Linked DNA regions of Mus musculus: region 1 is linked to region 2. A link is a loop called in an ENCODE intact Hi-C map of the cell type or tissue named here. Cell type or tissue: heart. All regions are shown on one strand. Each heading gives the region's core, and the rest is flanking DNA. Links, peaks and the distances in the headings are about the cores only.

What was found. Peaks named below come from ENCODE experiments on the same cell type or tissue, not always from the same donor. Only the 100,000 strongest peaks of a DNase experiment are listed, where the experiment ranks them.
Region 1: a loop joins it to region 2, with 4 times the contacts of the local background. A loop is called at or near these places in 5 of 42 quality-filtered maps.

What each region holds. Positions count from the first base shown.
Region 1 is chr11:96,288,845-96,298,981 of GRCm38, reverse strand. It overlaps Hoxb5os (homeobox B5 and homeobox B6, opposite strand), which reads left to right. Exons shown (of 3, transcript NR_131758.1): 2 at 5,428-5,607; 3 at 7,717-7,945. It overlaps Hoxb7 (homeobox B7), which reads right to left. Exons shown (of 2, transcript NM_010460.2): 2 at 8,819-9,605. The coding sequence ends at 9,352. It also overlaps a transcript of Hoxb6 not described here. Among named protein-coding and RNA genes, the nearest start is that of Hoxb6, 5.2 kb to the left of the region's middle. In heart, for the core only: a CTCF peak has its summit at 4,273 (motif pointing right); no DNase peak of the experiment used is centred there; H3K4me3 peaks cover 737 bases; H3K27me3 peaks cover 7,578 bases.
Region 2 is chr11:96,001,428-96,011,564 of GRCm38, reverse strand. It overlaps Igf2bp1 (insulin-like growth factor 2 mRNA binding protein 1), which reads left to right and starts at 5,621. Exons shown (of 15, transcript NM_009951.4): 1 at 5,621-6,106; 2 at 7,282-7,342. The coding sequence starts at 5,932. In heart, for the core only: no CTCF peak of the experiment used is centred there; a DNase peak (open chromatin) is centred at 4,844; H3K4me3 peaks cover 6,310 bases; H3K27ac peaks cover 7,009 bases.

The DNA.
Region 1 (10,137 bases), core at 734-8,733, 290 kb before region 2:
TTGTCAAATAGCACCCAGGAGGAGCGCAGCCTGCACGAGGGACCCGCGCACAAACCTATCAACCTTTTCCCCCTCCTTCCTCTCTCTCTCTCTCTCTCTCTCTCTCTCTCTCTCTCTCTCTCTCTCTCTCTCTCTCTCCACAACGCGCCCTGATCCACCTACGTATGATCTGCGAAAGAGACGTCTGTGCTTTTGAGGGAGGAGGAAGCAGTTAGATGAAGATCATCCCATTCCCCAGTGATGAAATAAATACAACCTCCCCCCCCACCCCACCCCACGCAGGAATAGGGAAAAGTTAATTGTGTTTTCAGAAAAGTTAACCCCTGCGTTGCATGGGCCCGTTCCCTCAAGGGAGGGCTGGGTAAATATCCTCGAATCTCGTTGAGAGAGAATAAAGGGGGAAGGTCTGTTTCTAGGGTTTTGTACTGGTGTGGTGGTGGTGGGGGGTGGAACGAGAACGGACTTGTCCGCTTATTTGCTTCATTTTAGAAACAAGAAAAGAAGAAACACCCTCCTTTGAAGGTTTGGAAAATCGTTTATTGTTTATCAGGCCTGTTTCCCCCTTTTAAGTTTAGGTTTTATTGTATCCCGACTTCAACCCAATTCCCCAGCTTAGAGGAGGGCAAGCCAGTTCCTTCTGCCTAGAAGACCCAAAAGAAGGAAATGTCAGGGGTGTGTGAGCCCAGTTTCTCCCTCTGGCTGCTCCCCGAAGCTATTTGCTATTGCTATTTGGCAAGCCGACCATCCGTATGCCCAGCACAGCTCAGCCGTCCTGGCTGCAGTCTTGACTGAGACTGGGCCCTGGAGAAAGAAACTAGTAGTCCTTAAACTTGGTGATGAAGGGGAAACCCCAGCCTAGGTAACTTTACTTGTTTTCATCTCTATTCTTCCTGCAACCCTTGCTTGGTCTCTCCTCATCTATCCTTATCTCTCAGGCCAAATGATGTAGCAAGAATCCCTGGCTACAGATTTTTAGAACCAAAGATGTTCCCTGTAAATCTAGATACTGGGGGGAATTGTCTTAGAAATGTTGAGTCTTCAGTATTGGAGACCGAGAGTCTCCTCTTTTTCCTACTCTCTTTATAAACTGGTGGTTCCCTTTGAAATTCGCATCCCAAGACTTGGTTTGGATTTGATTTTATAAGGAGAGAAGGCTGCTAGGTCCTCCTAGGGACTTAGTAACCACCTTCCAACCATCAAACTGGCATGCTTGCTCTAGTTCTAGACACTCACAACACTCCTGTCTCTCAGCCACTCTACAGACCACCTCCCACGTCTCATGTTTATATCACCTTCTTAGCTGCTGTAAGGACTTGGGAGTGGAAGAAAATAGCTATGCTCTCTTCCTCTCTCATCCAAAGAAAATAAGGACAGATCCCAACCTGGGGGACACAAGGTATTTCTGACATTCTAAAATGCACACCCAAGACAAACAGTGTATCCAACCTGAAGACAGGGAGGATTGGTTGTAAGACGGTGCCTGGGGTCAGGCCAGGCTGACCCACCTCTGCCTTGTTCTTTGGGTTCCTTTTTGTGAGCCAGCTCTGCCCACGGTTAATAGGAAAGGGCTGAGGATGGCTGATCAAGAGGGAGGATTTATTTGGCTGCAATGTGGCCTCTGAAGTTCTTTGAACTCATAGCAACTGCTAGGCTGTCCCTTTGTGGCAAAATGACCATTCCCGGGTATCTCTCTTAGCCTCAATCCAGTGGTGGAGGTGGTGGGGCATAAAAAGAAGCTCAAACCTCCTAGTGGTGAAGAAAGCATTGCTCTCCAGTCTAGAAATGCTGGGCCCATGCTGAGAGAGGAATAGGAGCTATTTCATCAAGGCAACAAGGCACGGGAGGACCCTCCCCCTTTCTTGCCACTGAGGCTGGGCCTTGGGCCTCAGCCTTTCTCCCTGGTCACAATGTCCTCATCATAGGAAATACTGTATAGCTGTCCATGTAAAGTATGGCCCAAGTAAGAGGAGGCTTTCTCCTGTAATAGAGGCGGGAAAATAATTGCTTTATCCTTTAGAGCAGCAACCCCTGAATTAACCTCACCTCCGCAGGTTGCTTGTCTGAAGATGGAGCCACAACGGCCAGGGCCAGGGCGCCTGGAGTCGGGCATGAAAGGAAATAGCGCCTCATCGCTCTTATCTAAGCCCAGAGGTATTTATGAGCGTTTATTCATCTGATCCGTTTGTTTGGGAAAAGGAGCAGGCAGGCAGAGCTGAGCCAGAGACTGCCTGGTTTCTGGAGCCAGATCTCTAAGGATCTGCCTGTGGTTCTGTCCACCTCAGTTTGTCTGTCTTCACTGGGAAATAAGTAGACACACAGCAGGCACCAGCCAGTTCTCCATTAGGGTTGCCGCCCCCTCACTCACAGAAGGAGGGATGTAAATATATACCAAGTCTTGAGTACACAGCATTGGGACTGTCCTGATACCCCACAGGCAGGATTTATAATTGTGATTTTCTGTGCTTTGAGTCTGCAGTCCCGTGGGTAAGCATGTACATTCCAGCTCCCAGAGAAATGTTGCTTAAGTCATTTTCAGCTCAGGAGAGAAAATCTCTGGAAGGTAATCTTAGGAATGCCTTTTGCCTGTATGAGGAGGTGGTGAGACAATATCTAAGCTTCCTATTTCTCTGAGATGACCCCCCCCCCGCCAGATCCTTGGGTAGTGGGTACCTTCTCCTGTTCCATCCTCAACTTTACTTAGGATGGGGGGAATGAAAAAATCTCTCAAACCCAATCCCCCCCCCCTTCTGATCGTCTGAAATGTTCCCCAGTAGTGCAATGTGATGGCGCCTATAGATTGGAGATAGACTCTTTACGTGGACACTCGGCCCTAAAATCGACTAGTCCAAATCGCGAGGTACAAAGACCTCATTTCCATTATGCAAATGATCGGCATCCTCTCTGATCTTCTAGGAGGAGTGGGCAATCCTTCTCTCCCTCCTCTGCTTCACCCTTACCCTAAGAGCTCCGAGGTGGTTCAAGCCCTGTACTAACCTGACTTCCCCCTCCCTATGTTTCCTTCTGGTTGCCAAAAGAAAAAAAATTAGGAGGGCCCCCAGACCTTCCTGCTAGATCCCTTGGGGCCTCCTGCAGAGCGAGCAACTCACTAAGCTGGGTCTGGCCTTCTAGCCGCCAGAAAGTCACTCTTAACGCACGGAAGGAAAAAAAAAGCTTAAAGATTTGCTCTAGAGACCTCTAAGGCTCCTGGAAGCAGCAATGGTGTGTGCCCCCAGCACTACACAGCCCCTAGGCCCTCAGCTCCCAGCCAGACCTTAGTAACACCTTGCCCAGCCTGGCACCGCAAGCAATTTCCTGGAGCAGCCCTCCCCCCGCCCAAGAACGGGGGGGGGCACAGCACCTTGAAAGGGGCGGCCAGAGCTTCCTCCAGCAGCTTGAAAGACCGAGCTAATCAGTAACCGGTGAGACAGGGGCCAAGACTCCAACGCCTCTGCGGAGGCGCGCACCCCGCCCTCGCCACCCCCTTTTGGGAAAGCGGTTCCGTTAACCGGGTGTGAGGGGTCCGGCAGGACAGGAAATTACAGTGTTTTGTTTTTTTTTTTTTTTTTTTTTTTTTACGATTTCTCCTCACTCATGATGTTCTACCAAAGCTTTTTTTTTTTTTTTTGCGCGATTTCGCTTGAAACGGTCGAGAATGGGGGAGGGGACCAACACTCACTTGCAGACACCAACAGTTTCCAGAAAATTCAGTTCAACTCCTTCACCACGGACTCGCCAGCTTAGGAATTGGCAAAACCCACAAACCAACTGGAAGAATACAGACTGGGTTTGTCTTTTGACAACCGAGTGGAACTGCCTGGCCGGCGCCTCCCTTAACGGGACCCCCTCCCTCCCTTGGCAGAGAAGAAAACTAAATAAACCTTGAACAGATTTGGCCTCACATCTCTCCAGCGGTCCCCAGTCGTGTCTCGTGTCTTAGGTGGTGAGGAAGGTCGTAGGTCTGAACCCTCAGCCCTTTGGCTCAGTACCCCCTGTCCGTGGGTTACAGTGTTACTCCTCTAGACTCCCTTTCCCACTACCAGCCTTCAGGTTTGTGGCTGGGATGAGTGTGGAAGGGTATGCAGGAGACGGGAGAAGGTTGAGGATAATGTGACAAGAGACTCATTCCGCTTTCTAATCTGCACTCGGGGACTAAGAGGACATCAGCGTGGGCCGGTATCCCACCGAACTGCGCGACAGGGGCTCAAAGCAAACCCGCAGGGCTCGGGGAGTGTCGAGCGATTTGCTGTACCAAAGCCGCCTGTCCCCGAACGGACGGTAGATGGCAGCAAACTGCATAATTTGGGTCAGAGGAAACTGTCTAAGGGACGATTTATAACCCACCAAGACTACAAGGGGAAAAGACCTTTAGTTTGAGTGGGTTTGGAGGGTATTTCCCGCCGCAAATAGGATCCGAGCGTCCTAGATGTTGGCGATTAATTTCGCTTGCTAAGAAACCAAGGTCTCTCAGTGAGGCCCTTTCAGGCCTGTGTCTAGAGCTTTTTATCTGGGCCCCCAGGGAACCCCAGTCTTGTGCCACAAGTGGCTACGTTTCCCTCTCCTAATAGCCCAGGAGACCAATGTACCTACACACTCTCCCAAGACACTAAAATCGGATAACCTGAGACCTGAGCCTGAACCATCTATCTGCACAGGCTCCTTAAGAAACAAGAAGACAATCCTTATTCATGCAAACCAAACGAAACCACAACGCCTCCTGTCCTTCATTCATACCCACAGTCACTTATCTCTCTGTCACTGATAGCTTCTCTGGGGACCTTTCGTCCCATTTTATAGTCCTCACCAGTCAGCCTGAAGCCTATCAACCACTTTAGGAATCTGTCTCATACCCAAGAGATCTTTCCCCCCCCCCATCCCCTCCCCCACCCCCAGGAAGCCAGGGAACAAAAATTGGGCGGCGAAAGACAGGACTTAACTTTGAACTCAGACTCCAGGAGGTTTTCCCAGATCATACATACCATTACATTTTGTATCCCAACCCACCCACTCCCATCCTCCCAGACATACACACCAAATGGATTTGTGTGTACAAGCCTGAAACAACATGCTAAAAGTCTCTTCCCAACCGCATTAAAATCCAGGAAAAGTTTGAAATGTGCCCATAGCAGATATACAATTTTCTCCACCAAAATCCATACATCTTATACCAATAAAACACAAGTAACAAGATCAAATCACACAGAGACCAACAGACTTTAACCTACCGCATTAAAACCACAAAACTCTCTCCCTGCAGGCTCCCTCCGGCTGGCGGGAGTGGCAAGAGACCGGTGGCAAAAGAGCTGGGAGGTCTTCGGCTAGCTTCCCTTGCTTTGGGTTCCTTCACCCACAACCCTTTATTTTCAGAAATGTCTCCGAAGGAAGATAGCGAACATTTCTCTGTGAATTGTTCTTTTTATATCACTCTAGACGCCTCTTCGCCCTAGGCTGGCCTCTGCGGAGATTCCAGGCCCCACAGAGACCAGGACTTCCCTCAGCGCCACCGCCCCTCGTGCCAATGCAGCCGGGAAATCGCCATTACCCACACTGGGCAAGAGAAACCGCACGGGGGCAATCGGAGAGGCCAGGAAAAGGGAGAGATGGAGGGAGGTGAGCACAAACCCACAAGGGCCAGAGCGACTGGCCAGCGTGGCTGTAGCCCAGACACCCCCCACCCTCGCTTTTGCAGACCCCTCGCTGGAGATCTCTCCCAGCTAAAAAAGCAACATAAAACCGGCCTCATAGGCCCCTTTCCATCCCTCCTCCCCATCTTCCCTGCAGCCGGTCCCCCTCCAGGAAGCAGCCACCCCTGTCTCTACTACAGAATTTCCTGGGAAGCCTCTCCCAGCAGCGCCCAGAGGTGGGGTTCAACCCTGTCTTGAAATGGGGGGAGGAGGAGGGAGAAAAATCTAAGCCCCACCCCCTGCAAGAAAAGGATGCAAAAGAATAAGAATTGTAGAATCTTCCTTACCTTTGCAGAACTTGGGGGATTTTGCCCTCCTCCGGATTCAAAAGGATGTGGAGGGAGGGATAAAGGAGCGTTCGGTATCTTCTTCAGCTTCCAGATAATATTGTCCCAACCTGAGAGCCGTCGTTTCCCCTTCTCAGACTTGAGAGAGAGGTTGTTTCGCTTTTCTGATATTTGCATAGAAAATGGAGTAAGTTCTGGCTTTGAAAAATGATATCAGGCTGCAGTCCTGGGCAGATTGTCCATTTAGCCTTCATGATGACTAAAAATCCCAGATCAGCAAGTAAATTAAGAATCAAAATTATTTTAGGTTCTCTCTTTTGTGTAATTCCCACCCCTCCTTCCCTCTCTCAGCCTTCTCTCCTCTCCCCCCTCTCCTTCTCTCTCTCTCTCTCTCTCTCTCTCTCTCTCTCTCTCTCTCTCTCTCTCTCTCTCTCGCTCTATCGAGCTGATATTGAAGTATAAAAATATCAAGAGGCTGGAGCCCTGAAGGACGGTAGTGCTCCGACCTAGGTGTGGTGTCCAAAAGAATGCTGCATTATAACCACCAGGGAAATGATAAAAAGTTCATGTTCACGATCGCCCGGCCACATGACCGGCGCCGGCCAATCGCTGGATTCAACCACTCATAAACTTCTATCACAAAGTTGTAAATTTTCATAAAACAACAAGGAATTTATTGCATTTCTTCATGGCTGCTCCACCAGCAACCCTTTTCTCCGTCGCCATCTTCTTTTCTTCCCCTTCTCTTTTTAGGGAAACCCCAATCTGAGACAGCTGAGATTTGGGGTGCAAGAATTCAGGGTGGAGAAGCCATAATGGTTCAGCTAGAACCGGGGTTTTCTCTGGAACCTCCACATTTTTTCTCAAGAGCTCTGTCTGTCTTTTATAGTAAAAGTCCCCACCCCCACCCCCAGTCCTCCACAAGGGAATGTTCTGAGAGGTGAGGCCAAAGCAGCAGCCTGTGTTAGGAGCTGCTATCTGCTTTGTGACAAAAAGAAAGCTCCTGTACCCCCTCTCTTCATCTGAATACCCCACATTCCTAGCCCTAGAGACTGTGGGGTTCCCCCACCTGTGCGGTTTGCAGCATTGCAGGTGTGGTGTGGGGGTGGTGGGCGTCAGTCCACAGGGTCTAGTTTTTGCCTCGGGAGGGAAGGTGTCCTGGATAGGGGCCAAGCTCGATACTCTAACAAGCAGATTCTCCACCTCAGCACCTCAGAAACTGGGGTGGGGGGGAGGGAGAAGACAGATCACTCCCGCCCCAACGCCTGCTTTCGGGACCAGGTTCCCCTGTGCTCGCCAGGGGTTGCAGCGGTCAGTTCTGGGGAAGCCGCAGGTTTTAAGGGCTTTTTCTTACAAATTGAAGCTGCGGGTTTTAAGGGCTGTCTCTTAGAAATTCAAATTAAGCAGATTTTTTCCGGAAACCAATCACCTTTTTCAAGCCCTTTTAGTTTAAGATAACCTTCTTTAGACAACTGAGGGTTTGTAAACGAATAAATATTAAAAACCAGTACCCCATGTCTAGGTGAAAAGACACTGTCGTTTAGGTTTTTCAGCGATGAAGGATTTACGAAATCCTTGATTTTATTTTAACAATAACTCACTCCGTTTTCCTAGGCTTTCTTTAAAAAAACAAAAACTACATTTTAGGTTGAGTTTCTGGTAACCAAACGCAGAAAACGAAATAATCCCCTTTAAAAAAAACATATTTTTCTCTCCCTCCCCCTCCTGTGTGTGTGTGTGCCCCTCAGAAGGTTCCAGGTTGGCCGTACTCAGGAGCAGGCCGAACGGCCCAGAGGAAGCCCTGGCGTCCGGTGCTGCCAGGCTCACTGCGGACGCACCCCAGCCCGGTAAACTCACTGTCGCTCGCCGGGACTGGTTTCCCTTCAATTTAAAAATTTCATGTGGATCGCCCATGCCAATTTAGAATGAAATAGATTTAAATACATAAAGTAAAAATAAATTGAAATAAAAGCAAGGCATCTGATGAAAAATGTTTGCCGAGTGGGAAAATTGTGAGCACCCTGGCAAGTAGGTTGTCCTGGGGAGGCTAGGAGGCCTCTACTTGCTGGCCTGGCCTCTTCCCAAACCACCTCAGAGTAGAAAGGATGGGTGTTCACCCTTCGCTTCCCTTCCATTTGTTTTTTGAAGGCCTACTGTTTTGGATTTTATCACTGTACTTGTGGCTGGTCACTAGACTCAGATTTCATAGTCTCAGTTAAAGGCCTGGATAGGAGAAGGTGTTTGTAAAACTGGAAGCTTTTAAACTGGGGAGGGGAGGGAGTTGTGTTTTGGGCCTGTGTGACGGAACATATGGTCTCATGGATGTATTTACTTAGGGGCAAATGTGACTCTCTGTTTATTATCCAATGTGTGAGTGTACATTGGTGTCTGTGAGTGACTGTGAACATGTGTTTACTTGTGAGTGTGTGTGTGTGTGTGTGTGTGTGTGTGTGTGTGTGTGTGTGTGTGTTCTGGGCATGGAGCCGGGGACTGTGTGAAAGCCTGGATGTGTATGATTATCTGTATGACTATATGAATGTCTGTGTTTATTTGTGACTGTAACCGTGTATGCACTTGTGTGCTGTCAGCTTGTAAATATGGGAATTGTGTGTTTTTGGTGAAAGTATAAAGAAAGTGTGTGCGTGTGTGTGTGTGTGTGTGTGTGTGTGTGTGTGTGTGTGTGATGTTGGGGTTCACTAGCTGGCAGTCTCTATAGCAGAGGCATCTGGAAAATAAAAGCAAACCCAGCACCGACAGAAAAAGACCAGCAGAGGGGCTCTGGGACACTCGCCCACTACCAACCCTTACACCTCCCCCAGCCAGAGGGAGACAGAAAACACAGCGTGTCTGTTGATATTTAATCCTGTTTTATTTTCCATCCTTCAGATATACAGAAAGAGGCTCGTGAATAGGACCTAGAAACAGCAGCCAAAATGCACCAGACGCAGAAGCTAGTGGATCCTCAGGGCTCCATACAACCCCTCTAGTACTGCTACTGGGAAGTATGGGGTAGGTAAGGAACCGCACTAATCTGTTCATCTGGAACCACAGTTCACAAAGACAGCTTCAAAGAGGGCTTACAAAACAGCAAGATTTTACAAAGACCTTACTAGCAACATAGAAAAGGGGAGGCACATTCCAGAAAGCCACAGAACAGGTAGATAATGTCCTTCCGATACTGTACAAAAACAGACAACACACTTTCCCATAGGTAGTATATTTTTTTACAGTGTTAAGAAACCCAAATTTCACCCTTCTCTTTCCTTATTATTTTTAGACCTCTTCATTTAAATAGTTTGCCCCTTTATTTGAGTTTCATGCTTCAGTTCCCATAATTGGGTTCTCCCTCTCTTCGCTTTCCTCCTCTTGGCTTTCTCTGTCCCTCACTCTTCCTCCTCCTCCTCCGCTTCCGCCTTGTCCTGGCCGGTGGTTCCCGGTCCTGAGGTTTTGTTCTCCTTTTTCCACTTCATGCGCCGGTTCTGAAACCAGATCTTGATCTGTCTTTCGGTGAGGCAGAGCGTGTGCGCGATCTCGATGCGCCTCCGCCGAGTCAGGTAGCGATTGTAGTGAAATTCTTTCTCCAGCTCCAGGGTCTGGTAGCGCGTGTAGGTCTGGCGGCCTCGCTTTCGGTCAGGCCCTACACACAGGATTAGAGAGAGAGAGAGAGAGAGAGAGAGAGAGAGAGAGAGAGAGAGAGAGAGAGAGAGAGAGAGAGAGAGACTGTGTGAAAAACACCAACAGAATTCTGACCCCCTTCCTAGGTGGTTACCTTGCTGGAACTACATTAATCCCCTTTCACTACTAGGTGCAGAAAACATTTTCTTTTCTTTGTGTGTGTGTGTGTGTGTGTGTGTGTGTGTGAGAGAGAGAGAGAGAGAGAGAGAGAGAGAGAGAGAGAGAGAGAGTGTGTGTGTGTCCATAAGAGTTGTTCTGTTTTTCAAGCTGGGTCATGCTATGGAGCCTCTGGCTGGTTTCACACTAGCAGCCATCCTCCTGATTCAGCCCCAAGTACTAAGTGCTGGGTTCCCAGGCCAGCCCCAGCACACCAGGTAGTCCTGTCATCCATGAAGGGTGGTTTTGCTCTGCCAGGAGCTTCTGAAAACCAGGTAGTTCTCAGCTGCTGGCTCCCTGAGACTCTATTCCAAAGGGGCTAACACAGAAAGAGAGCA
Region 2 (10,137 bases), core at 1,342-9,341:
GGGGGTGCGGGGTGTGGGGGGTGTAGGGTGAAGTGGAGAATATTTACAAGTAACAGTAGGAAATCAATTAATCCTAACAAGAATAAAACCTGTAGAAAGCAAACAAAAAGAAGTTACTTTTTAGGTAGAAAAATATTGTCTTAAAAATGTAGAGAAGCTCAGCTTGAGTCAACTTTGTCTGGTTTGACATCCTAAAGCATCCTTTTGAACGAAGATGCTTTGAATACTTAGAAGCTAGTCGGCTTTCAGGAACCGAACTTTGCTTCCTTACTCCCTCCATGTTAAATAGTGTTAGGTGTGGATCCCCCTTCTCAGCGTTTGTTTTCCTTGGAGCAACAGCATTTGTCTCTCTTGTTTCCTACAGCAGAAACCAGGGGTCCACTTTGCCTTCTGTGCTCCAGGGCACCAAACTGCTCATTATTTTTGACCAAATGACTTTGGAGAAAACCAGAAAACCCAACAGCAGCACAAGTATGAAGAAAGGCTTAGAAGATTTCACCTCTATGAAAGAGGCTGAGCAGGGTTGTTTTATTAGCAAGATGGATGTGGAAACAAGTATCTTTAAGAAGTTACTAAAGTATTTCCTTGACTAATTCTGAATCAAAAATAAAATTTAAGGTTTTGTCACAGTAACTGACTCAGCAAAACAAATAATTGTTCTTAACCCTCCCCCCACCCCTCCTTGAGTCCTACATTTCCGATTGAAAAAAACATTCCTTTAAAAACTTTGAAACACTTTTGAGTTTATGATGCTTTGAATGAAGAAAGCGTTCTTTTCTGCTTATGACTCTCGTCTATTTCTTGAGATATCCTAAACACATAATTATCCTTATTTATTTGACAGGAGAAAATGCTGCCTGTCCTTTAAAACTAGGACTAATTTACATTTTCTTAAAGTTTACAGGCATTTAAAAAGAACCACACTTCAGACGGCAGGAAGGGAGAAAACATCTCAAGGCAGCAACAACAATAAAACAGGCAAACAACAACAAAAATAAACAACTCTCAAAATGCCCAGAAACTTTGAAGTCAAAGCTGTCAGGAAGTGTTTTGCTTTTGTTGTATCTCATAGCAACCATGATTATATCAAAATTAACTGTGATTTATTAGAAAACACAAAAATATTCTAATATATTTCCCTAACAGCTTTCTAGGTTTTTTTTTTTCTCTCTCTTTTTGTACATGTCCTCTCTTTTATAGAACATATCAACATTTTAAGATATAAATCACGGGTAAATGTTAGATTAAACTGCAATGTGTATATTGGAGATTCATCCAAAGCAGTTGATACAAAAGCAGAAAGAATTCTATGAACAAAAATATCTTTTGTGCATTATTTTTTCCCTCCTCCATTACTTATAAAAGTTTAAAAAAGTATTACTTATAAAAGTTTAAAAAAGTGGTATCTTATATGTAGAACAGCAATAAATATTTGTTCCATTAGCCTAAATAAAATACATGGTTACAAAAACTTTGAGGCAGCATAACAAACTGCCATGGTACAGCAGCTAGAAAAATAAAGACATAAAAAAAAAGTAGAAAATGATGACAGATTGAAAAAGGTTGGTAAGAAACACTTGAAAATAAGTTGAATTTTGTGTTTGTGCAAGGATAGAGTTTTTGAAATTTTTTGGGGGGGATTGCTTTTTGAATTTTCAACTTCATGAAAAGTGGCTTTACTCTTCCAATTTTTTTCCCTTTGCATGTTCAAAGTTAAGGAAAATGGACAGAAGTCTATCTTTAAAATGGAATCCACTTTCTGTGTAAGAGGAGAGCTGACCAAACACTTATTTAGGAAAGAAATGGAAGAGGAGACTAGAAGCAAGTAATATTAACAGTGAATATTACAGTGACTATAATAAATGTAATTAAGAGAAATTTTTCCTTCAGATTTTTTTTTTTTTTTTTTTTTTTTTTTTGAGACAGGGTTTCTCGGTGCAGTCCTGGCTGTCCTGGAGCTCACTCTGTAGACCAGGCTGGCCTTGAATTTAGAAATCCACCTGCCTCTGCCTCCCGAGTGCTGGGATTACAGGCAAGCGCCACCACTGCCCGGCCTCAGATGTCTTTTTACACATTCAGTTTTATTTTTACTTTTTTGTCCTCCATCTATCTATCTATCTATCTATCTATCTATCTATCTATCTATCTATCTATCTATCTATCTATCTATCTATCTTTGGATTTTAAACTCATACCCATTTACTGTGAAGATTTATCTTTCCTTAAAAAGAACAGTAGGGAACCCCCATGACTATCTTTAATATCAAAACCAAAGCAAAACATTTATAAATGCTTTGAAATGTCTTCTGTCTTCTCCTACACTGACCTAGGAATGTGAGTTGTAACAAGAAATAAGCCTTCTGGCAGGCTCATTTAGTGGTGGGCACATTCATAGCAGAATAAAGCATCAGGTTATACCATGTAGTTCCCCCAGCTCCAGTCTACAGAGTCATGTCACTGAGGCAAAACTCATGTGGAGGTTTCAAAACTGCACCTCACCCCAGCAGCCTCTATCTACTCTTGTGTCCTTAACAAACGTTTGCAGTTCCTGACTATCAACACAGAAGCCCTGTATTGGGGGAGGGGGGGAGGGAGGGGGAGGGTGGAGAGAGGATTAGAATTTAGTGAAACAGCTAACTCTAAAAAGAATCAGTGTGAATAGAAATAATTGGCACTTTGTTAATGAAATAATTTTAAAAGATTTAAAAAATAGACTGTGTAAGTATTCTGTTCTGAAATCTGTTTCCCTTACATTGCCATTTAAAAAAAAACTGATTACTTCCAGCTAACTTTAAATTATTTCTCAAATGGAAAGGGAGTCAACTTAAAAGTGAATTGAATTACATTGCTATTTGTAAGTTTTGCTTTTTTTTTTTGAGCTTTAGGATGGTAAAGGATGCACTATGTTTTGCAGTTTACAAGTCTGGGTAGGAGGTTTTTTTTTTTTTTTTTTGAGGGTTAAGCTGCTTTTGTTTTAGCAATAAAGAGAATACTGGTTAGGTTACCCAGGGGGATTATCTGATGTTTTTATCAACCCCTAAAGATTTAAAGTAAACGAAGCAAACAGCACCTAAAGTTTTTGGGAGCTGGGATGTTCTGCCAAGGTAGTTTCTTCCTTGCCCCCCAACATAAAAGATTTGGAGACAGTTACTATTTATGAAGACCCAAAGACTGTAACAGACAGCTTCTAAGACCATCTTTTAGCCCTAACAAAAATCCACACATCACTAAGAAAAGTCCCTCCCTACCGGACTTTTAATTTTCTTGAATTCCTTTTCTCTTAAGTTTGTTTTGCATTCAAAAATATTTTCTGTGAGTGTCTACTATGCGGCAGGCACTGTTTCCAGCTCATTGGCTTAGTTTGTTAAGAACTTCGCTGTGATCAAGAGCTGACAAAACACCAAGTTAGTGGGGGCTGGGGGAATGTCGGGGAGGGCGTGTGGGGACAGAGACACAGACATTTCACATCTTCCTGGACAGAAAACATTTTTTTTTTCCTATTAAGCAACTAATAGCTTGTAATACTTAGATTCCTGTTGCTTCATGGGAAGAAAAATGTCACAAAAACAAAAAACCCGACAAACACGTGGCTGGCTAGAACAAAACGCTGATTCGAGAGTGGGTTCTGAAGGTGGTGGAGGGAGACTCAAAAGCCGAGTTGGAAGCCCTCCCCCGCCCCATTTCTTCCCGGCTCTCCGGGAAAACGAGGAGGGGGACAAAGGTGCTGGGTGTTGTGTTTTAACTCCCGACTTTCCGAATGGTAGGGAATCATCCGGCAGATGGGCGGTGAGCCGAAGTCGGAACTGGCTTATAGACTCTGCAAACGAAAAAAATAACAATAAAAAAATCCAAGCCATTTATATCGGTGCAGTCAACACGTGTTACGGAGGCGGCCCGGGCCGCAGGCGACTGAGACAATGGGATCGGGACGGGGGAAGGGGAGAGTGACCCCCTTCCTCACCTGCCCTCTCAAACGCGTGCCCCGACAACCCTCCTCCCACTTGCAGACTCGAGCGGCTCAAGGACCATCCCTTTTTCTAGGGGTGTTGTCGCCGGCCCCTTCTCCGCGGTGGCCAGGCAGGGGGCTTCTCCAGGGTCTCCGTGCCTCGCTCTCCACCTCCCTCTGGCGTCGATCCAGCCTCAGCCGCTGGAACCTCGGGTGTCCCCCGCGTAGAGCCGGGGATCCCGGTACTGAGTGTGCAACGCGTCCCGCGCTCCGCTGCGCGTCCGGGACTCCCAGCGCGCGGCCCCCTCCCCCACCTCACAGACGGGGTGCGACCGCCCACGTGTCGCCCCTCGCCCAGTCCGGTCTTTCCCTCGGGCTCCCGGAGCCTGAGGATCCGGAACGCGTCGGTCCTAGCGGAGGGAAGGGACCTGGGCGGATCCACTTCCCCCTCCCCACGGGGAGGGGGGAGGGCCGCAGCCCCCTCCCCCGCTGCTCGCTTCCTCAAGCGCGGAGCGGAAATTACCCCCTCCCCGCCCCGGGCTGACCTGGGGACGTGGGCGGGGCCTCTGCACCCCCTCCCCCGGCGGCCTTCCAAAATCCAGCACCCCAAAACTAAGTTCTGAGACCCACAGCCTGCGCATGGACCATCGCTCAGTGCATCGCGGGTAGAGCGGACGCAGGCGGGCGACGCCACCTGTCCGCTCCTTGCGTGGGGAGGGCGAGGGGGACCTCGGAGCTCAACCCGGTCCCTCCCTTCTGAAGCCAACCCCTCCGGTTCGGGGTCGATCGGTGGTGCGACCACCCCTCGTCGTTTTTCCCCCACCCAGTTGATCTTCGAGGATGCTCTCGAGCCGGGTCGTGCAGGCTTTCCCCCAAGGATGCTGGAGTGTTGTCATCCAGCAGCTGGACTGGGTGCAAGCCAGCTTTTCTCCAGTGGGGATCCCGAAACATGATTTCCTGCGGGTCCCTCGTTTTCAGGCGCTGTCTCTCGTGTCCCGTGTCCGCAGCTTCCCGATCCCGCGCTCTCAGGGTCCCCTGAATCAGGACCCGGGAGGCCAGCGAAGTCTAGCGGTGTAGCGGGAAAGACAGTGACCCCCTACTTAGAAACGTAGAGGAAAGGCGTCTTTCCTTTTAAATAACCGGTTCCTGCGACCCCCTCCTGAAGACCCCAGAGTCCTCAGCTTCTCTTTGTCTGTCTCGGCAGTCCCCCGCCTGTCAGTCGCTAGCAGTTTGCCGGGGTGGGGTGGGCAGCCCAGTCTCCACAAAACGAATAAAAAAATTACCGTACATTTTATTCCTAAGAACTGGGGGGATTTGGGTCGCCACCGCCCTCCCCCCGCCACCCCCCCCCCCCGTGCAGGTCGCTGTGGGGGCGGGGCGCCGCTTTAGGGGCCAGGTTCTTGCAAAGGGGGAGGGGGATAGGAGAGCTGGGGGGGGAACTCTGCTTCCACTTTCCTGGTTTACCCGTGGGGTGCGCTGAGTGCCGCCCCCAAGATTGGAGACTGTTGGGTTGGTCCGGGTTGGAGGGCCAAGGGGCCCGGTGGCGTCGGGGGTCTTTCCCTGCAGGGTGGGTGGGGGCTGTCACCACGTGGCTTCGCCTTTTTTTTTTTTCCTGCTCCATTTTTTTTTTTTTTTCAAGTCGATTTTATTTAGAGGCGGCGCCAGGGCGGCCGCGGAGAAACGTGACACACCAGCCCGCTCGCAGGGGTTTCGGACCGAAGGGAAGGAGCCGCGCCGCGTCGTCGTCAGCCTCCCCTGCACTCGGCGGGCACTTCTCCCGGGCTCACCCAAACTCTCCCGTGACCCCCGCGTGCCCTCAGGCCGCCCACCCGCCCGGAGCTCCGGACAACTTCAGGGGTGGGGTGCGTAGAAAGTTTGCGGCTCCCGCCGCCCGTCTCCACGCCTCTCGGCCTAGGAGGCTCTCCGCCCGCGCCCGCCCGGCTCGGCCTTGCCTGGAACCGTGTCCTTGCCCCGCCACCGCCACCATGAACAAGCTTTACATCGGCAACCTCAACGAGAGTGTGACCCCCGCAGACTTGGAGAAAGTATTCGCGGAGCACAAGATCTCCTACAGCGGCCAGTTCTTGGTCAAATCCGGCTACGCCTTCGTGGATTGCCCCGACGAGCACTGGGCGATGAAGGCCATCGAAACTTTCTCGGGTAAGAGCGCGGCCACCTCCCCGGAAAACACACACACACACACACACACACACACACACACGAAATCCCGGAACAACGGGGACCTGCAGCTCCTCTTTTCCTTGCCGGCCAACTCTTCCCGGGTCCGGGAGGGCTCGGCCTCCGTCTTCGGTCCCCAGCCTCGCCCGGCCTCCCTCGACGCCTTCTCCCGGCGCGGAGATATTCGGGATTTCCTCACCCCTTCCCCCAGCCCGAGGCGCTCGTGGCGGCTCCCTACACCCCTCCCCACCGACGGGGCGGGAGCCCCGGTTGGCAACTGGTGGGGGTGGGGGTGGGGGTGTCTCACGAACACTGGGGTTCGGGTATAGGCGTGGTTTCCCCGATTCCCCCCCGCCCCTAGTCAGCCCCCCATGCGCTAGAGCACCCCCAAAGCCCCTGCCCTCCGTCCCGGGCCTTTCCAGGATGGGGGTTCGCGCACCTCAGCTCTTCCCGCTTTAACTAGGGACTAAGCCCTGAGGCAGGACGTGGGAGGAAGGGGCTCCCGCCTCCCGCCCAAGGCCTGGGGCTTGAGCCATTTTGATTTGAAAGTGGGGCGTGAGCCGGGTGGCGCGGCGGCGGTGGCGGTGGCGGCGGCGGGTCGCCATGCTGCTTCCCGAGACGCCGAGGCTGGGCCGAGAGGCGCGCGGCTACCGCGAGGGACCCTCCGCCCCGGGCCGCGCCGCCCCGGGGGCCCTCCGCTAGCCCTGTGGCCCCGACCCGGCCTGGTCGCCTAAGCCCTTCACCGTGGCTCTGCTGGAAAATAAAGTTTTAATTCTCTACTCCCGCCCCACTTCGCGAAACGATCCTGCTTTCGCCTGTCTCCTTCCTTCTACTTCTGGAGCCGCCGAAGCAAGCGCGCTCACACAAACGCTCACACCTTTCCCAAATCTGAGCAGGCTGCTCAATCAGCCCACGTGATTAATGGAAATAAAACGAAAAAAATTGAAGAAAAAAAAAAACCCAACGAAATTACGGGTTCTACCAAACCCGGAGCAACCTTTCCCCCCACAGGCCTCTGCAGCTGGTGCCTGGATTTCTAGGAGGCCCCAGGAACTCTAGAATTTAGCTAATGTCCCTTACTCACCCTTCCACCCCATCCCTCCCCCATTTCTTTACACTCATTCATCTCTTTTTTTTTTCTTTTTTTAAATCTTCAGGGAAAGTAGAACTGCAAGGAAAACGTCTAGAGATTGAACACTCAGTCCCCAAAAAACAAAGGTAGGAAAAGAGTTCCTTTTGGGAAACAGTAATATTTAGGGGTCCATAGCGTCTCCAGTGGAACAAACCCATTACTGGCCTTTCCACCCCCACCCCCAACTCCGGATGTTGGGGGCTGGGAGAGATTGGCTAGGATCGTGTAGTGGTTGTTTTATAGCTTTAGAAGAAATCCAACAACTTGGGATTGGGGTGGGCTAAAAGACATTACTTGAAAAATTAAAGAGAAAAAAAATCAATAGAGCAGGAACTCTGTGGAGTTAGTTCATAGTGTGGGACTGGGACCATTTTCTGTATGGGAGTTTAAATATGGAGAATTCAAACTAATGGTGGTGGTGATTTTTTTTTTTTTATAACTTTCTATCAGGCCTCCTTTTTCCTATGTTTCTCATCTTTTTTATAACACAATTTGTTAGTAGATTTGAGAGTGTTCTTTTTCTACTGGGGGTGATTAATGAGCAACGTACCCCATTCAGATCTCCTTATGCTGGCCTAATAATTTCTGTTATAGGCATGGATTTTGTTGCCCCCCTACACAGACCCTCATCCCCAGTCCCTCGCATCTTATAGTACCTCATCAACTGGATTTTCAATGAATGTGCTTTGGCCGTGCTATCCCTTTCCAACCCCCCCACCCCCACTCCTTCAGTCCATTGTTACAAGGGACCATCTGGGGTGAGCTTTGTGCTGAGGCTGTGAGCTGGGGCTCTTTGGAGGGTCTAGAACTCGGAGGATGAATGGGTGTGTGTGTGTGTGTGTGTGTGTGTGTGTGTGTGTGTGTGTGTCTCCTCTGGTGAGTTCTTTTTACTCCGTATTCTCTCTTTTCCGCCAAATGGGGTATCTCCACCTTTAAAATTTCAGGATGGATTTCCAGTCCCCTCGAATTCCGAAGTCTGCGGTTGAACTCTGGCAGTGGAGTGTTGAGGCAGGGTTTCTCACATCAGACTTTGTGAACGCGTTGTTGACAGTGCAGTTTTGTTTCCTGTCCTTAGTTGGGAGCAGCCCTCAGTCCAGTTTTGGTCTTCTCAGTCCCTCTTTTCAGCTGGGCACGTGCTGTATTTCTGAAGTTTTTTTGGCCCTTCCTAGGTGGGAATCTTGTGTGGGTGCTGTGCTTTGGGGGTGGGGTGGGGGGTTTGGGGGGTGGGGTGGGGGGTGGGGTGGGGACATATGTTTAAAGAATTGAGAAAGTTTAGCTGGAGATCATGTCTGTCATCTGTGGTTTGGCTTCAGAGTTTTAAGTCACTGAATTATTGTAGCTGAAGAGCATCACTATGGCTTGTGTCTAGGTTTATAGAGTATGTGGTTTGTTGTCAAATGCTTGAGGCTGTTGCTGTTAGAATTAACAGAGGCACTAAAATTGGAAGGAAAAAAAGCTTTATTTGAAAAAAATGGAGATGGGAATAATACAGTGGAGATCGTGAATACATGGACTCAGAGCTGTGTTGATGGGAGATCTAATAATTGGAATTCTGAAATGTGTGGTCACTTTTCCTTCCTGCTCTTGGGGATGATTTACATTTTAAAGCCAAGGAGGCAAAAGAGAAAGAAACAGCAAAGTGTGGTGAAGTGGAACTCAAAACATTTATATTTTAATTTTCATAGTGCCCTGTATTTGTGGGTCTCTCTCTTCAAGCCATCTGCTGCCTCTGAAGGCATTTCCACCCAGGCTTCTTGTCCCCACAAATGCCTTACTCGGGGCTCTTTTGAGTTGGAATGGAGAGGGGATTTGAGAGAACTAACTTCCTTCCTTCCTTCCTTCCTTCCTTCCTTCCTTCCTTCCTTCCTTCCATTTCCTCCTTTCACGTCCATAATAAATTAGATTTTTTTGTGGGCTCCCTTTTCTGAAATAATTTTTCTGAACGAAACATTGAATCAATTGTCTGTCCCCGACCCCTCCTGGGCAGTGGTGGCTAAGGAGAGACTATTTCTAGTCCGAACCAGTTTTTGGAGTACCAGGCTTTAGAAGAACTTTGTTTTCTTTTCGTCAGTTTGTGTTCCTTGGGGAAGCGTGTTGTGTTGTTTTCTAGTTTGTGCCTGAACTCACTCCTTCAGCTGTGCTTGGTACTGGCGTTTTCAGTCCCTTAGACATACAGAAGAGGACTTAGTCGGGGCTAACCTGAGCTAAATGAACTGTAGAGGGGTAGTTTTTTTCCCCCTGTATGTATTGTGTTTTCAGGGGCGTTTAAAATGAACTCCTGATACTTCGTGGCTAATGAGCTGTGATTTAAAAGGATTTCTGGATTTGTTTCCGTTTGAATGTACCTGATAGATGTGATTTGTACCTTTTGAAAACCCAAGAGACTGAACACCATATTTAAGCTGAAAACAGCAGGCAATTTGAATTTTTAATATGAGAGACCATACAGTTTACAATTACCTTCCCCTAGCACTCGTGACCAGTGTTGGGAATTTGGTTAGCAATTTCAGCCTTTGCTGAGAATTGTATTCACTGTCAAATGTTGGTAAAAAAAGGTGGTCCCAAAGCAGTTGAAGAAGGTCACGCAGCAGCAGCAGCAGCAGCAGCAGCAGCAGCAGCAGCAGCAGCAGCAGCAGCAGCAGCGTTTGTGTTTAGGTGAATTTCCTTCCCAGAGACTAAGGAGTAATGGAGGCAAGGAAGGAGGTGCCATCTTAGCCTTGCTTGATTTACTTTTCAAGGGAGTGAGACTTTTCTTACACCTACCTCCGTGTTTTTTTTTTTTTTTTAGGAGTGTGCCCTAAACCTTGTATATTTACTGTCAACTGGTGTCATAAAAAAAAATTGCTGTAAACAACATATGAAAAGATGTGTATTGCTTTTT